Linked DNA regions of Homo sapiens: region 1 is linked to region 2. Evidence: chromatin loops called from intact Hi-C (ENCODE). Cell type or tissue: prostate gland. All regions are shown on one strand.

Region 1 (8,000 bases), 74 kb after region 2:
AGGCCGGGCACAGTGTGGCTCATGCCTCTAATCCCAGCACTTTGGGAGGCCAAGGTGGGCGGATCACGAGGTCAGGAGATTGAGACCATCCTGGCTAACACGGTGAAACCCCATCTCTACTAAAAATACAAAAAATTAGCCGGGCGTGGTGGCGGGCGCCTGTAGTCCCAGCTACTTGGGAGGGTGAGGCAGGAGAATGGCATGAACCTGGGAGGCGGAGCTTGCAGGGAGCCAAGATCACGCCACTGCACTCCAGCCTGGGCAACAGAGCGAGACTCTGTCTCAAAAAAAAAAAAAAAAAAAGGAAAGAAAAAGAAATGTCTAAGGGTCACGAAGATTTTCTCCCAAGTTTTCCACTAAAGTTTTCCAGGTCTCGCTTTTAGGCATCTGGTCCATTTCAAGTTCACGTTTGTTGTGGTATGAGCGGGGTCCAGGCTCAGGTTTTGTGTGTCTCTCTCTAGTTGTCCCAGCACCACTTGTTGAAAAGACTGTCCTTTCCGTATTGAAATCCTGTGACACCTTTGTCAAAGATCAATGTATTGTGTGTGTGTGTCTGTTTCCAGACTCTCTATTCTGTTCCGTTGATCTTTTTGTCATTCTTTCACCAATACCACATTGTCTTTCTAACTAGAGCTTTATGGAAAATCTTGAAATCAGATAGTCTGAGTCTTTGATGTTGTTTTACAAAATTATTTTGGTTACTCTAGGTCCTTTAGGTTTCCATTTAAATTTTAAAACTTGCTTGTCAATTTCTGGGGAAAAAATGCCTTCTGGGATGTAACTGAAATTACATTGAATCCATAGATCAGTTTGAAGAGAATTGAGGCCTTAATAATATTAAATCTTCTGCTTCATGGACATGGCAAATCTCTCCAGTATCAGTATCTTTTTTTTTTTTTTTTTTTGAGTCAGAGTCTTGCTCTATCACCTGGGCTGGAGTGCAGCGGAACAATCTCAGCTTACTGCAACATCCGCCTCCTGGGTTCAAGTGATTCTCATGCCTCAGTGTACCAAGTAGCTGTGAACACAGCCACACACCACCACGCCCGGCTAATTTTTTTTGTATTTTTAGTAGAGATGGGGTTTTGTCATGTGGGCCAGGCTTCCTTTCTCTATTGATAGTGTCTTATCCTTTGAATAAGTTTTTATTCAAATAGTCAGAAAGTACTTTCTTCTTGGACTAGAATAATACCTTCCATATTTTTCTCACATCTCTCCCCAGTCTTTCAATTCTCTTTCCCAAGCAACCTGTTACTGTTTCATAAAGGTCTTTCCAGATAGATTTCGTTCATACATATGCATTATTCTCGGGTGTTTATCTCTCCACTTAAAAATCACCCGCGGCCGCTTAGTGTGTCCCGCTCTGCAGCTTGGTGTTTCTTGTGCTGTGTCTTAGAGTTATTCCATGTCAGAACACATAGAAATCACCGTTGTTCTTTGCAGTTCTCTTCACACTGTGTTCTAAATGATGCCTGTGCCATAATTTAATCATCCTCATCGATCCATAATGAGGCCCTTTCCTGTTTTTTGGCTTTTTCTGATCTCATCAGTGGATCAATAAATATCCACACACATTAAAAATAGATACTGGATCACCAGGCACGGTGGCTCATGCCTGTAATCCCATCACTTTGGGAAGCTGAGGCAGGTGGATCACTTGAGGTCAGGAGTTCGAGACCAGCCTGGCCAACAGGGCGAAACCCTGTCTCTACTAAAAATACAAAAAAAAAAAAAAATAGGCAGGCATGGTGGCACACGCCTGTGGTCCCAGCTACTCAGGCAGCTGAGGCATGAGAATCGCTTGAACCCAGGAGGTTGCAGTCAGCCGAGATCGCGCCACTGTACTCCAGCCTGAGTGGCAGAGCGAGACTCTGTCTCAAAAAAAAAAATACTGGATGGCCAGGCGCAGTGGCCCACACCTGTAATTCCAACACTTTGGGAGGCCGAGGCAGGTGGATCACTTGAGGTCAGGAGTTCAAGACCAGCCTGGCCAACATGGTGAAACCCCATCTCTACAAAAATACAAAAATTAGCTGGGCATGGTGGCACACACCTGTAATCCCAGCTACTTGAGTGGCTTGAGGCTGCAGTGAGCTGAGATCATGCCATTGCACTCTAGCCTGGGTAACAGAGTGAGAGACTGTCTCAAAAAAAAAAAAAGAAAGAAAGGAATGAAAGGAATGTTTAAAGTACCGCAGAACATCTCAGAATAATAGGAAAACATGCCTCACACACACAAAATTCAAATCCTCATGCTGAGGCGTAAGAATGACTTGAACCCAGGAGGCAGAGGTTGCAGTGAGGCAAGATCGTGCCTCTGCACTCCAACAAATACAGGATTTGAATCTGATTATTTCATTTGAATCAGTATTTTAGATCTGATTATCCGATATCTGTGTTTTAGAGCTTGACGTTAATTACAGGTATCTCATCGCAGCATGCCGAGGGGAAAGACAATAGAATTTGAAGTGGGCCCACTGGTGTTCCCTCAGCCACGCTGTTTCCTGCAGACCTTGGGCTAGTGATTGAAATGCTCTGAGTCTCAATGGCCACATCTGTAAAGCTGGACTATTTCCTTCCTAGGATTATTGTCATGGTTAAGGAAGGTGGGCAGATGAGAACCCCTAGCCCAACGTCTGACCCATGCGTCACTTTCCTTCTCCCCATAATCACAGTACAAAAGAGTTGTCAACTTGGGCTTTCAATAGATAATAGTTCTCTTGATCTATTTGAAAATAATAGTCAAGATTTGGCTATTGGCTGCAAAAATACAGTGAGGGAGAAGGAACAAGGCCCAGTGTTCAATAGCATGTCACAGTGACTACAGTTCACGGTAAGTTAGTGTATATTTCTGAATAGCTAGAGGAAAAGATTTGGAATGTTCTCAACACGAAGGAAGGATCATGTGTGAGGTGATAGATGGCCGGTTCCCCTGATTTGATCATGACATGCTGTATGCTTGTGTCAAAATATCGCATGTACCTCTCAAATATGTGCCAATCTATCCATAAAAATTTTTTAAAGATTTGGCTGCTATTAAAAGAGTTGGTTTCCTGCTGGGTGCAGCGGCTCACACCTGTAATCCCAGCACTTTGGGAGGCCAAGGCAGGCACATTGCTTGAGCTCAGGAGTTGGAGACCAGCCTGGGCAACACGGTGAAACCCCATCTCTACAAATAGAGTTTAAAAATTAGCCGGGCATGGTGGCGCACACCTGTAATCCCAGCCACTCAAGAGGTTGAGGCATGAGACTCGCTTGAACCCGGCAGGCGGAGGTTGCAGTGAACCGAGATCGCACCACTGTATTTCAGCCTGGGTTACAGAGTGAGACTCTGTCTCAAAAAATAAATAAATAAATAAATAAATAAGAGTTGGCTTCCTAATTTATTTCTCTGTGCATTGAGTTCGCCTTAGTGAGCTCCCTCGTGTGGGGCGCAGCTCTGTGCACTGGCTCTCTGATGTCTCACACGTAACTGGCTCTCCCCGCTGCATTTCTACAGAGGATGCCAGCATCAAGCCAAATCCACCGACGGCGAGATTGAGGCCTATAAGAAATCCATCATGAAGGAGGAAGAAAAGAACGAGAAGCTGGCGAGCATCCTGAACCGGACAGAGACGGAAGCCACACTGCTGCAGAAGCTCACCACCCAGTGCCTGACCAAGCAGGTGGCCCTGCAGAGCCAGTTCAATACCTACAGGCTCACCCTGCAGGACACAGAGGATGCCCTCAGCCAGGACCAGCTGGTGAGGCCGGGCCCGCCCCACAGGTCACACCTGGCGCACGGTGGTGCCTCTTCAGGCACGTGCACCCTGTGGCTCCTTGTCTCCAGGAACAAATGATACTCACGGAGGAGTTGCAGGCCATCCGCCAAGCCATCCAGGGCGAGCTGGAGCTCAGGAGGAAGACGGATGCTGCCATCCGGGAGAAGCTGCAGGAGCACATGACCTCCAACAAGACCACCAAATACTTCAACCAGCTCATCCTGAGGCTGCAGAAGGAGAAGACCAACATGGTAGGCCCCTGCCCCAGGGAGGGGCTGTGCGAAGCCCCCTGCAGCCTGGGCATATGAGGGCAAGCCGTCCTGGAGGCGGAGAGGGCGGAGTCAGTGTGAGCAGAGGGCCCTCCTGTGCTCACTCCTTTCCATGGTGTTCAGGTTGTAAGGGTGATACATTTTTACTGTAGAAAACCTAGAAATAGGCCAGGCGTGAGCCACCGCATGGCCAGCTGCCAGCCAAAGGCTGATTTCCCTGGGGGGACCTGGAGTGTGACTTCGACGTCCATGGCAGGGAACCCCCAATTGTGAGCTCATGTTCGCATCCCCTGGGATCTTGCTTTATCCTTTATCACCTGTGGTGGGGGTGGAGGGGACTTGTGTCCTTAGAAAAAACAATTCCTTACTTGAATTGTTTTTTCTTTGCCTCTTCCCGAGGGGTGACCGCCTCCCCAACACCCCGCCTCAAGCAGGCCCCTTTGGAGGACCCCCAGAGGCTACCACAGGCTCCACCATTTCCAGAGCACATCCTAGCAGTGGGGCCTGCCCAACAGTCCCCATTTTAGTCTCAGAGGAGGGTGACAGATTCCCGATGCCAAGCTCTGCCGGTTTTGCCCTCCTGAGGGGTGGGAAAGGAGCTGGCCAGGCAGAGCTGAAGGGCGTGGTGGGTGTGAAGGAGCCCATCCAGCCGTGCTGCTACCAGCCAAGTCCAGTTCCCAATCCCCAGGCCCCCGGGCCCCCGCCGAGCCCCTGTCTGGGCAGCCCGATAGGTCATACGTGTTTTGCTGCCAGTTTCCAGAAGAGGGCAGCAAAGAGTCTTGGACCAACACATTCGTCTATTACGACAATTTTCCAACCGATGCCAGTCCAGCTGCTGAAAAGAGTACCCCCGACACGATGTTTGAACTGCTCAAAGCCTCATGGGCTGATAGAAGGTGGGGTGGGGAGGCATATCTGGGAGGAGGAGCAAAGTGTGGATGGGCGGGACCACCCATCCGGAGCTGGGGTCAACCACGGGGTCCAGGCAGTTAATCCAGGGATGGTGTAGATGCCTAGGGGGAGCCAGGGTGGGCTCCACAGAGACCACAAACAGCCAGGAGTGGAGCGGGGGTGCAGGCCCGGCTGTGACGGGGAGGGACTGAAGGGGACTTGGAGCCATAGCCCCTGCAGGGCAGTTGGGGAGGGGGGAGGCAGGGAGTCCTTGGGGGGCCCAGATCTCAGGGTGAACTTGGCAGAGGAGGAGGCTGCGAGCTGACATTGCCACACAACTCCAGATGCCGGAAGCTTCCACTCCAGGTGGGCAGGGTCTGGGTTCCACCACCTGGGGACATTGGGTCTCCTGGGAAGCCGCCCGTGGTGGCCAGTGAGAGACATGGAGCCCACAGGCGTGGCGGGAGGAGAAGCTCAGATGGCCCTGAGGAGGCTGGGGTAGGCAGGAGCCACAGTCGTGAGAGAGCCAAGGCCTTGTGTGGCAGGAGCCGACGGGCAGGGGTGCTCAGGGCAGACACAGGGCCCGAGGCCACCTGTTAGAACCATGCCCTGGGGAAGAGGACCCTGTCCTGGTGGTGACAGCATCTCCCTGTTCCCAGAGCAGCTTTGGCCACACCATTGCAGCTGTGACTGCCACTGCCTCACTCCTGATTATCACAAACGTCCTCTCGATAAACCCCCCGTTGCCAGAAGGGATCCAAAGTCTGTCTAATGCCTCCAAAGAGCCCACAGAGGAGGCCAGCACTGGCGGCTCAGACCTGCCGGACAGCAGGAGGGGTCAGAACGCATGGAGGAACCAGTGTCTAACAATTGCTTCTTGCTTCATAAACTATGCTGCAAATGTGATAGAGTACAGCACAGCCATTACAGCTTACAGAGCACAGGAACATAAGACCCGACTTACCAGATTAAAAAGCAGGTTAGCACCCAGTGTGTAGGGTGTGATCCTATTTTTATTTTGGAGAATTATATAGAAAAGACTGGGAGGAAAAATGGATTCAGATGGGAATGGTAGCTAACTTGTGTCAGAATTGCAGGCAATTGAATGTGTTCTCTGTCCTGGCCTGTATTTTCACATTTCCTCACAATGTGTGTGCTACGATTTAAGAAGTGTGTTAGTCTGATCTCACACTGCTGTAGGAAATACCTAAGACTGGATAACTGATAAAGGAAAGAGGTTTAATTGACTGACAGTTCTGCATGGCTGGGGAGGCCTCAGGAAACTTACAATCATGGCAAAAGGCGAAACAGGCACCTCCTTCACAAGGCAGCAGGAGAGAGAGTGTGTGTGAAGCAGGAACCGTCAAACACACAAAACCATCAGATCTCATGAGAACTCACTATCATGAGAACAGCATGGGGGTAGCGGCCCCCATGGTCCAGTCACCTCCCACAGGGGCCCTCCCTTGACATGTGGGATTATGGGGACACAATTCAAGATGAGATGTGAGTGGGGACACAGCCAAACCACATCAATAAGAAAAGCTAATACCATGATCTCTCTTTTCTGTAAAAAGCCAACATCTGGGTTCCAACAAGTAGGTCCCTTGCTGGGTCCTGGAGACAGTGGGAAATCCAGCCTCCTGCACTCGTGACTGTGCGTTTGGAATATCTCCAGAGGAACATCCCGACCGTCAGGGAACGGTGGATCAGCAAACTCGTCCCGGGCCTTGGGTGGGGGCAATATTCACAGGTATTTCTTTTCATCAATTCAGATGACACATCTTTCCAAAATCAACGGTGACATTGCCCAGACCACCCTGGACATCACACACACCAGCAGCAGGCTGGACGCACACCAGAAGACCCTGGTGGAGCTGGACCAGGACGTGAAGAAAGTCAACGAGCTCATCACCAACAGCCAGAGCGAGATCTCCCGGCGCACGATCCTGATCGAGAGGAAGCAAGGGCTCATCAACTTCCTCAACAAGCAGCTGGAGCGGATGGTCTCCGAGCTGGGGGTGAGGTCCCAGGCAGGGAGACGTGGTCCCCGGCTGACTGTGGTGCCTGGTGGGGCAGAGCCCCCTCAGATCCCCCACGGTCAGACATGAACTCCTGGAAGGCACAGAACTGCCTCTTTCCCTACCTGCTTTACAGACAAAATGGCACGTGTGCCAAGCGCTCTAAGTCACATTTTTCTGCACAAGGCCAGAGAGTATTCCGGCTTTGTGGCCAGTTGGTCTCTCTGGCAGTGACACGGCTCTGCCTCCATAGCGAGAAGGAGCATAGGTAAAACGTAAAGGAATGGGCACGGCTGTGTCCAATCAGATGTTATTCAAGGCCACTGAAGTCTGAATTCCAAATAATTTTCACCCAGCACGAAATATTCTGCTGCTCTAAGAAAAGTGGCCTAATGCGTTTGAGGCCTGATGCCATATACGTCATCCAGGTCCCTGTACTCTCAAAGCCCCTTTGGGTTCCAGAGGCCCCACCCACCCTGCCAGCGCACCCACCATGGGGAAGCTAGAGGGGGCTCCAGAGCCCCTTAGCCATATTTCCTCCAGCGGGGTCTGTGGCTTGCGGCCCTGCTGAGAGCTAACTTGAGCCCCTCGGCCTTCGTCCAGTTTCATGACCTCAGGGTTCCAGGCCCTCTGCAGCCCACTCACAAAGACCTTTGAGCCCAAGAAGGCTAATTTTGCTTTTTTTTTTTTTTTTTTTTTCTGAGACGGAGTCTTGCTCTATTGCCCAGGCTGGAGTGCAGTGGTGCCATCTTGCTCACTGCACATCTGCCTCCTGAGTTCAAGCGATTCTCCTGCCTCAGCCTTCCAAGTAGCTGGGACCACAGGTGTGCACCAGCACACCTGGCTAATTTTTGTATTTTGGGTAGAGACGGGGTTTCACCCTGTTGGCCAGGCTGGTCTTGAACTCCTGACCTCGGGTGATCCACCCGCCTCAGCCTCCCAAAGTGCTGGAATTACAGGCGTGAGTCACTGCGCCCAGCCCTAATTTTGCTTTTTGATGAATATCCGGTCTAGGGGGAAGAAGTGGGGCCCCTGGAGCTTGAAATCAAAAGGCTGAG
Region 2 (8,000 bases):
CACTCTAAATTTCCACACTGCAACACTGCATGGACCATTTGACAGTCCTTGTCAATACCACATCTTCTCCTATCTGGCAGCACCGAGCTTCTGAACGTTTTACAGGTCACAGACCTTCTGGGAAGTCAGATGGTGCCTCCTCCTCATATAAAAAAAAGTGGGGTAAGATCTCAGGGGTTCGTGAGCCCAGGTTTGAAAACTCCCTGATCCAACAGAGGGACCTTAGAGGGACCTTAGTCGGTCCACCTCCTCTGCCGTTGGATTCTTATGTTCTGCTCCTTTTTCCCCACTGTAAGGAATACCACGATGAACATCTTCATGCAGAAGCGTTTGTCTTTCTACTTTTATTTTCTTTTGAGACAAGGTCTAGCTCTGTCACCCAGGCTGGAGTGCAGGGGCACCATCTCGGCTCACTGCAACCTCTGCCTCCCAAGTTCAAGCGATTCTCGTGCCTGAGCTTCCCAAGTAGCTGGGATTACAGGCATGTGCCACCATGCTGAACTAATTTTTGTATTTTTAGTTGAGATGGGGTTTTACGGTGTTGACCACGCTGGCCTCCAACTGCCAACCTCAAGTGATCTGCCCACCTTAGCCTCCCAAAGCGCTGGAATTACAGGCTTAAGCCACGTGCCGGCCACTTTGGCCTTTCTATCTGTAATTTGGATTCTTTCTTAGGATGAGGTCCAGAGGAGACATTTTCACTTAGGGAGCAGAATCTGGTGTTTTTGTTGTTCTTGTTTTTGTTGTTGTTGTTTTTGTTTTTGACAAGGTCTCACTCTGTCACCCAGGCTTGAGTGCACTGGTGCGATCATGGCTCACTGCAGCCTCCACCTCCCAGGCTCAAGCAGTCCTCCTGCCTCAGCCTCCGGAGTAGCAGCTTGGATTAAAGGTGTGCACCACCACACCCAGCTAATTTTTTTTTCTTTTTGGTAGAGACGGGGTCTCGCTATGTTGCCCAGGCTTGTTTCAGTTCTTTATCCAGGTCACCAATGCACATCCCCGGGGCAGGGTCAGTGGACACGGTACCAGCCCCATGGCGCCCCGTTATTCCACACCCTCGCCCAACTGGCCTTTTAGGCTGGACGGTAGCTTCCAGCACAGAAACCAAGGGCAGGATGACCAGTCGCGCTTGGTGGTCACCCTCCCCAGCACACCCGAGAGCCTTGCTTTCTGACACTGAGGAGGGCACAGGACCAAGATAGCCCAGGGCTCACCCCCGGCTCGGGGAAGCTCAGGGTCTTGGGGTCTCAGGGCGGGGAGGCAGGACGACGCATTGGCGACAGCAGCTCTCCGTATCACCCCATCCCCCAAGTCAGCCTCGAATACTCACTTGGTCAAGGATTTCCAGGCCGTCGCTGGACTGGGGCCTGGGGCCTGGGGCTTCCAAAGGAGACCTCTGGGTTTAGTAGGTGGGCTCACCTTCCAGCATGCAGACCCCACCTGGCCATACTCTACAGGTAGCACACGAATGTGGGCAGCCCGGGGGATACTGCCATTTCTAACCCCTAAGCTCTTCTGTGAACTACTTGCCAAATAACCATATACCTGGGGGACCCTAGGCCCCCGGGGTGGGGTGGGGGAGTTGTCCCTCCTGGCCAATCTCAGCCAGACACGCAGCCTGCACATGCAGTTCTTCAGATCCACCACTAGAGGGGACCCTCGAGCCAGCCTACCTGCTCTGCCCTCCGGGGGGACTCAACTCCGGGTTAATTATTAATAGACGCCCCACCGCTCAGAGTGGCGATGGGTGCACCCGAGTCCTCACCAACACCCCTGCCTGGCGGGATGGCCAGTCATCTGGGGTCCTCGGCCCTGACACCCCTCCCCACCCCAGAGCACCAGGAGCGCTCTCGCTCTCTCTCGCTCTCTCGCTCTCTTTCTCTCTTTCTTTCTCTCTCTCTCTCTCTCTCTCAGCCCCTTCACAGCAGGGGTTCTCAACGCTACGTGCACTTCAGAAACCCCCAGGAAGTTCAAAACATTCCCATGCCTGGGCGCCACCCCAGCGATCCTAGTTTAATTGGTCTGGGTGCAGCCTGGGCATCAGGATTTTTAAAGCTGCCCAGGGCATTCTCATGGGCAGCCGGGCTGGGGACGCCTGCTCTACAGCGTCTAGGACAATTAACCACCTTAGCCAAGGATCTCCAGTCCCATCATACGAAGGCCCCGGGGGATGGGGATGGGGCAAGGAGCACCACCTCTGCTTCCTGGGTCTACCATGTGGTGGGGGCCAGAAGCGCACAGGAGCAAGGAAAGACCAGGGAAATGCAGATTCCAGGGCTCGCCCAGCCCCTTTCAGAATCCATGTCTGCTTTTCTTTTTCTTTCTTTCTTTTTTTTTTTCCAGACAGAGTATCTCTCTGTCACCCAGGCTGGAGTGCAGTGGCATGATCACAGCTCACTGCAGCCTTCACCTCCCAGGCTTAAGCCATCCTCCTGCCTCAGCCTCCTGAGTAGCTGGGACCATAGGCATGCACCACTATGCCCAGCTAATTTTTATGTATTTTTTATAGAGATGAGGTTTTGCCATTTTCCCCAGGCTGGTCTTGAACTCCTAGGCTCAAGCAATCCACCCACCTTGGCCTCCCAAAGTGCTGGGATTACAGGCGTGAGTCACAGTGCCCGGCCTCCATATCTACTTTTTAAAAATAAAAAGAAAGCTCTCAGCAGTCTGTCTTGGAGACAGGCTGTTTTCACTCCAGCCTTGCACTGAAGCACACGCTTCTGGCGGGGTGGGGAGAGTCCCATCCACATCCACCTCGTCCCAGCACAAAGCTGCAACTCGCCACGTTCAGCGAGCCTCCCCTGGACCGGGCTGACACAGGCCTGAGGTGCGAGCCACACCGAGCCCGCGGCCATGTGGCCAAGAGGCATTTTCTGAGCCTTCATCAGGAGCAGGGCCGGGCTGTGGTAAGCACCCCCCAGCACGGTCTCCGGGTGGGGACGAGTCCCAGGCCAGGCTCGCTGACCCCATACCCCAGGCTGGTGCTCAACCCTCACGCCGACTCTGCCCTACAAGGGGGTTCTTGGCCGCACTTCACACCCGTGAGGCATCTGCGTTTTGGATGTGGGAGGTAATGGCCACAAGATCACACATAACTCAGGATGATGCCAGGACTGGAAACAGATCTGTCGGACCCCAAAATTTACTCCTTCACCACCATCTGCCTCCCAGCAGCTGGGGACGGACAGGCGGACAGGGTGTCTCAGTGGGGACTCGAGTGTCAGAGCAGAGAAGGGGGCCATGGGGAGGGCCCTCCTCAGCCCAGGGTTCGGGGGAATAGAGAAGCCTCCCCCAAAAGCTGACATGAAGGTGCCTCGCCCCAGGAGCTGAGTCTCAAACATATAAGCTGGCCGGTTAGGAGAGAGGGGAAGGAGGAAGCCTAGGTAGAGGGGATCCCTAGCCAAAGGCATGAGGCAGAGAGAGCCCCACAAGATCTAGAGGCAGAGAGGACGACGAACTTGGAGGTGTGCACAGTGGGGGGTGGGGAGGCAGGCAGCATCGCTCAGCAGGGCCAGATGGTGATGGGCCTTGGACCCCGAGTGAAGGAGATGGTGCTTCATCCTGAAAATGATGGGCGGCCCCCGGTGGGTCCCAGGCAGAGGGACAGCCTGGCTTCCAGAGTGAGTGCACAGCACGCCTGTCCGCTGCCCACTGATGCCAATACATCCCCACCCTCAGTTGTGATAAAAAAAAAAAAAAAGTGTCTCCTGGCATTGCCATACACCCCCTGGGCACAGACTCGGCCCCGGGTGAGAATCACTGCTCTAGAAGAACCTGGAGGGACCTGGGCATCAGCGTCTAAAGGCTCCCCCAGGAACCCCCACATGCAGCCAGGTTGAAGAACCAGCAAGGCGAAGGGCGGGGAAAAGCGAACCGGGGTGCATTCTCACAATACCCCCAGAAAGTGGATATTACCAGCCTCATCTTACAAACAGGGAAACCGAGGCTCCAAGAAAAGAAAGAATTTCCCAGGTTCACACTAACCAGTGATGCCAGGACTCAACCGGCACTCAACTCCCTAACTCCTAAACTTGAGCTCCCTACGAGATGGGGCTGCGGGACAGAGAGCTGACCGGCCAGCTTCTGGTTGTGGTTCTGCCACAGAATCCTCAGCCCCAAGACCGTGGGCCAACCCCACCACCTCTCTGAGACACAACTGGGACCTTCCCCTCGCCTGGGCCCTGGGGATGCAGGGACACGGGGACGCCTGCAGGTTCTGCTGCACTGTTGGCCTGGCACCACCAGGGGGAGCTCCGACTGAGTCCGGCCTGCGGGACCCAGGCCAGGACCAGAGTTCGGGCCCCGCCTCCCCCACACCTCCTCGGGTTCCCTGGCGCCTGACGCCACCCAGCTCAGCAAGCCTCCTGGCACCTGGAGTCCTCAGTTACGGCTCACGGCTTCCTTTTATCTGCACTCTCCAATAACTGAGATGAATGTTATCGGTTCACCCTGGGGCTCTAATGGACTGCATCTTTACTGGAGGGATAAAATCAGGGAAGAACCCGTCCCACAGTCACCCCTGCTGAGGCCAGCAAAGCCTGTGTCCTTACTTCATGCCCCACCACTCCCCGGCTTAATCGGCCTGGGGTGACCTTTTATGCTGCAGCCCTGGGGCAGACCCAGCTGGGTTCACATCCCAGCTTGGCCCGGGCACTGGCTGGGAGACCCCTGGCAAGCTGCTGACCTTCTCCGAGCCGCCCTTTCCCCTTCGATAGCAGGGGATAATAGGAGGGCCCACCTCACGGGGCGTGGGGCTGTGGAAAGCACACACGTACCATCCATAGCCCACGGTGTCCAGCGCCCAGGCGAGACCCAGACCACCCACGTCCAGCATGCGCCCGGCTCACACCACGAGCTCAACAGTTAATGACCTGCTCGCTGACTGATGTCGGCTCTTACTGTTGTCTGTGGTCACCACCATTATTTGCCCAGAAATCTAATGAGCGTAAGGACCACAGCCGGGGCATAGGAAGGGGCTGTGGAAGTCGGATGCAGGCCCCCTGTGCTGGCTCTGGGGCTCCGGGCTTATGCGACCACACGGGCACTCACCCCAAGGCCATGAGGGCCCTCGTGGCACCATGCAACCCTCCCCACTCAGGAAGGTCTCTTTGGGTTCCAAGGCCCAGGGAACCCACCGCAGGGCACGGGCCCAACTCTAGCTCCTGCAAGTGTGGCCAGCAAGGAGTCCAGATACTCTGGCTGGACTCCCCAGGGTGCATAGCGGCTGCCAAGTCGGGTGAATATGGTCAACACTGCCCCGGGACTACATCCATCCTCCACAGCTATGAGAAAGAGGGAGGCTGAAGCCTCCGGGGACCACAGGGGGCCAGGTCACGTGCCCAGTGGGCTGCAGGGCAGAGCGGGGAGCTGGAGACCAGCACATCTGGGCTTGGGCCAGCCCTGTGCGTGAGCCTAATGATGCCACCCGGGCCTCTTGGGCACTCGCTTGGGGACTGAAAATCTCCTGCCCCTCCGGTGATGGGAACAGAAGGGACCAGGACTCCCGGGGGCTTAGCCTTGGTCATGGGCCCATCAGACCTGGTAGGGCCTGTTTAGTCCTAGTGAGTCTCAAGGAGAGAGAAGAATGTGGACACCCCGACGCACCCTTCACAGTCCTCTCAGTGGGGTGTAAAGTGGGGACTCCCTGCTGAAGCCCTTGCCTCAGGGAGGGGCTCCTGCCACAGCCACGGCCACAGCCGCGGGCAGGTCGGGCAGATGCCTCCAGCGCTCACCTGGCATCACAGGTGACGCAGGTGAGTGCTTCCTGCCCAGGTCAGGCCTTGGGGGCCTCCCGAGAGCCCACGCCCAGAACCAGGAACTCACCTGCTGTCACTTTCCAGAAACACGGAGCCGCGGCTCTCGGCCAGCGCCGCGCTGATGGGCGAGAGGCAGAAGGGCGAGGAGAAGGTGTCTGAGTCTGAGTCAAAGGAGCTGTCTCTGCTCACGCCCTCGGCTGACAGTTCCAAAGAGCCATCCTCCTCCCCGGCCTCGGGCCGCGGCTCCCGCCCCTCCTCGGTGACATCCTGCGGACTGACCGTCGACAAGATCCCGGAGGGGCTGCAAGCAGGCTGCGAGGCTGGCTGGGCACCATCCACCCCCAAGCCCTGCGCCAGCTTCTCCTCATCCTCTGGCGCAGGGCTGGCGAGCATGCGGTCTGGAACACTCTGGGCCACCACCAGGATGTCCTCATCTTTGGGGGTCAGGGTAGGCCGCAGCTCCGTCGGGGAGGGCTGGTGGGAGGCTCCTGAGCTCCGGGTGCGCCGGCCCCGAGGGCGGGGTGCCTTGCGAACGGGGGAGCTCTCGGGTGTGATGTAGCGCAGGGCCTCCTCGTCCTGCCTCTGGATGCGAGAGTTGGGGACCCATGCCAGGATGAGGGTGGCTCCCAGCATCTCATCCTTCTCCATGTACAAGCACAGGTAACCTGTGAGGAGCCAGGGGGATGGCACGTTAGAGGCCAGGAGGCTGTGGATGAGGCCCTTGTGGTACCTTTGGCGAGCTGCTCGGAGAGGCCACTGCCCTTTAGTAAAGTGCCAGTCCGGCCTCAGATACAGCCTGGCCCTGAGCAAAAACACTAGAGGGAAACTGTGGAGCTTGAAATGAATTCCAGCTATGCGTGTTTTTTAAGAACACACACTTCCGGCAGATCCAGGGGGCACTGGTCCCCAAGCACCGGCCTGCCATGCGCCTTTCTTTTTGGTTTTTGGGTTTGTTTCTTTTTTCTTTGAGACAGGGTCTCGCTCTGTGTCTCAAGCTGGAGTGCAGTGGCACAATCTCAGCTTACTGCAACCCCCACCTCCTAGGCTCAAGCAATCCTCCCACCTCAGCTCCCGAGTAGCTGGGACTACAGGTGCACACCACCACACCCAGCTAATTTTTTTTTTTTTTTTTTTGGTAGAAATAAGGTTTCACTATGTTGCCCAGGCTAGTCTCAAACGCCTGAGCTCAAGCGAACCGCCCACCTCAGCCTCCCAAAGTGCTAGGATTACAGGCGATGAGCCACGAACTCAGGCTTGCCATGCACCTTTCCAAGTACACCAGGGGCTCTCCCTGTGTTCAGAGCCCTGACCCTGGCCCCAGGGCTCACCTGCCTGCAGCCTCCCTGTCTGTGTGAGCCCAGCGGCCCAGGTGCCCAGCTTCATGGCTTTACAGCACTGTTAGGAGGGATGGAGGCTGGAGACTTCATTCTGTTTCACAAAAAGAATTCATACAGCCAGGCGTGATGGCTCACGCCTGTAATCCCAGCACTTTGGGAGGCCAAGGCGGGTGGATCACGAGGTCAGGAGATCGAGACCATCGTGGCTAACATGGTGAAACCCTGTCTCTACTAAATGTACAAAAAATTAGCCGGGCGTGATGGTGGGCGCCTGTAGTCCCAGCTACTTGGGAGGCTGAGGCAGGAGAATGGCGTGAACCCAGGAGACGGAGCTTGCAGTGAGCCGAGATTGCACCACTGCACTCCAGCCTGGATGACAGAGCGAGACTCCGTCTCAAAAAAAAAAAAAAAATTCATCCAAGCTGGGTGGTATTTGGGCCTTTTCCAATCATCAGTGGCACTCATGGCATTTTTTTAATGCAGATTGTTTGAGGAAGGGGCCACCTTTGCAGATGAGCATTGATGTCACACACGGGGTTGCTGGTGACATGGGAGGAGGGATTTCTCCTGGGCCAGAGCAAGTGGGTGGGTGCTCAGTTCTGGGGGGAGGTGGCATTTCCTAACCCAGCACCACGCAGTTTCAGGATATCCTGATTCCTGGGCCTCCCCCACCCACTCTCCAGGCCTCTACAACTCAGACCCCTAGAATCTCCTAAGCACTGCTCCTGTTGCCAAAACAGGCTGGGAAATTTGGGGAATGTCAGCCAGCTGGGCATTAGGATAACATGAGCCTGAGGCTGAGAAGTGTTTCCACATCCTTTGAGATCGGCAAGAGGGTCCGAGGTGGCTACTCCCTGGTCTCTCTCTCTAGAACACCCTCAGGCCAGGCAACCTCCGGGTCGAGGGG

The links. A loop is a pair of places that touch in the nucleus more often than their neighbours do. Peaks named below come from ENCODE experiments on the same cell type or tissue, not always from the same donor. Only the 100,000 strongest peaks of a DNase experiment are listed, where the experiment ranks them.
Region 1: it touches region 2 in a loop (4-fold over the local background); 46 of 110 quality-filtered maps call a loop at or near these places.

The regions. Positions count from the first base shown.
Region 1 is chr17:80,078,047-80,086,046 of GRCh38, forward strand. CCDC40 (coiled-coil domain 40 molecular ruler complex subunit) reads left to right here. Exons shown (of 20, transcript NM_017950.4): 11 at 3,500-3,743; 12 at 3,830-4,012; 13 at 6,697-6,942; 14 at 7,957-8,000. Among named protein-coding and RNA genes, the nearest start is that of MIR1268B, 17 kb to the right of the region's middle. RefSeq lists an enhancer at 4,410-4,911. In prostate gland, a CTCF peak has its summit at 4,784 (motif pointing right); a DNase peak (open chromatin) is centred at 4,795.
Region 2 is chr17:80,004,337-80,012,336 of GRCh38, forward strand. TBC1D16 (TBC1 domain family member 16) reads right to left here. Exons shown (of 12, transcript NM_019020.4): 3 at 5,824-6,421. Among named protein-coding and RNA genes, the nearest start is that of TBC1D16, 28 kb to the right of the region's middle. In prostate gland, CTCF peaks have their summits at 1,645 (motif pointing right), 1,844 and 4,248 (motif pointing right); DNase peaks (open chromatin) are centred at 1,640 and 4,315; H3K27ac peaks cover 2,500 bases.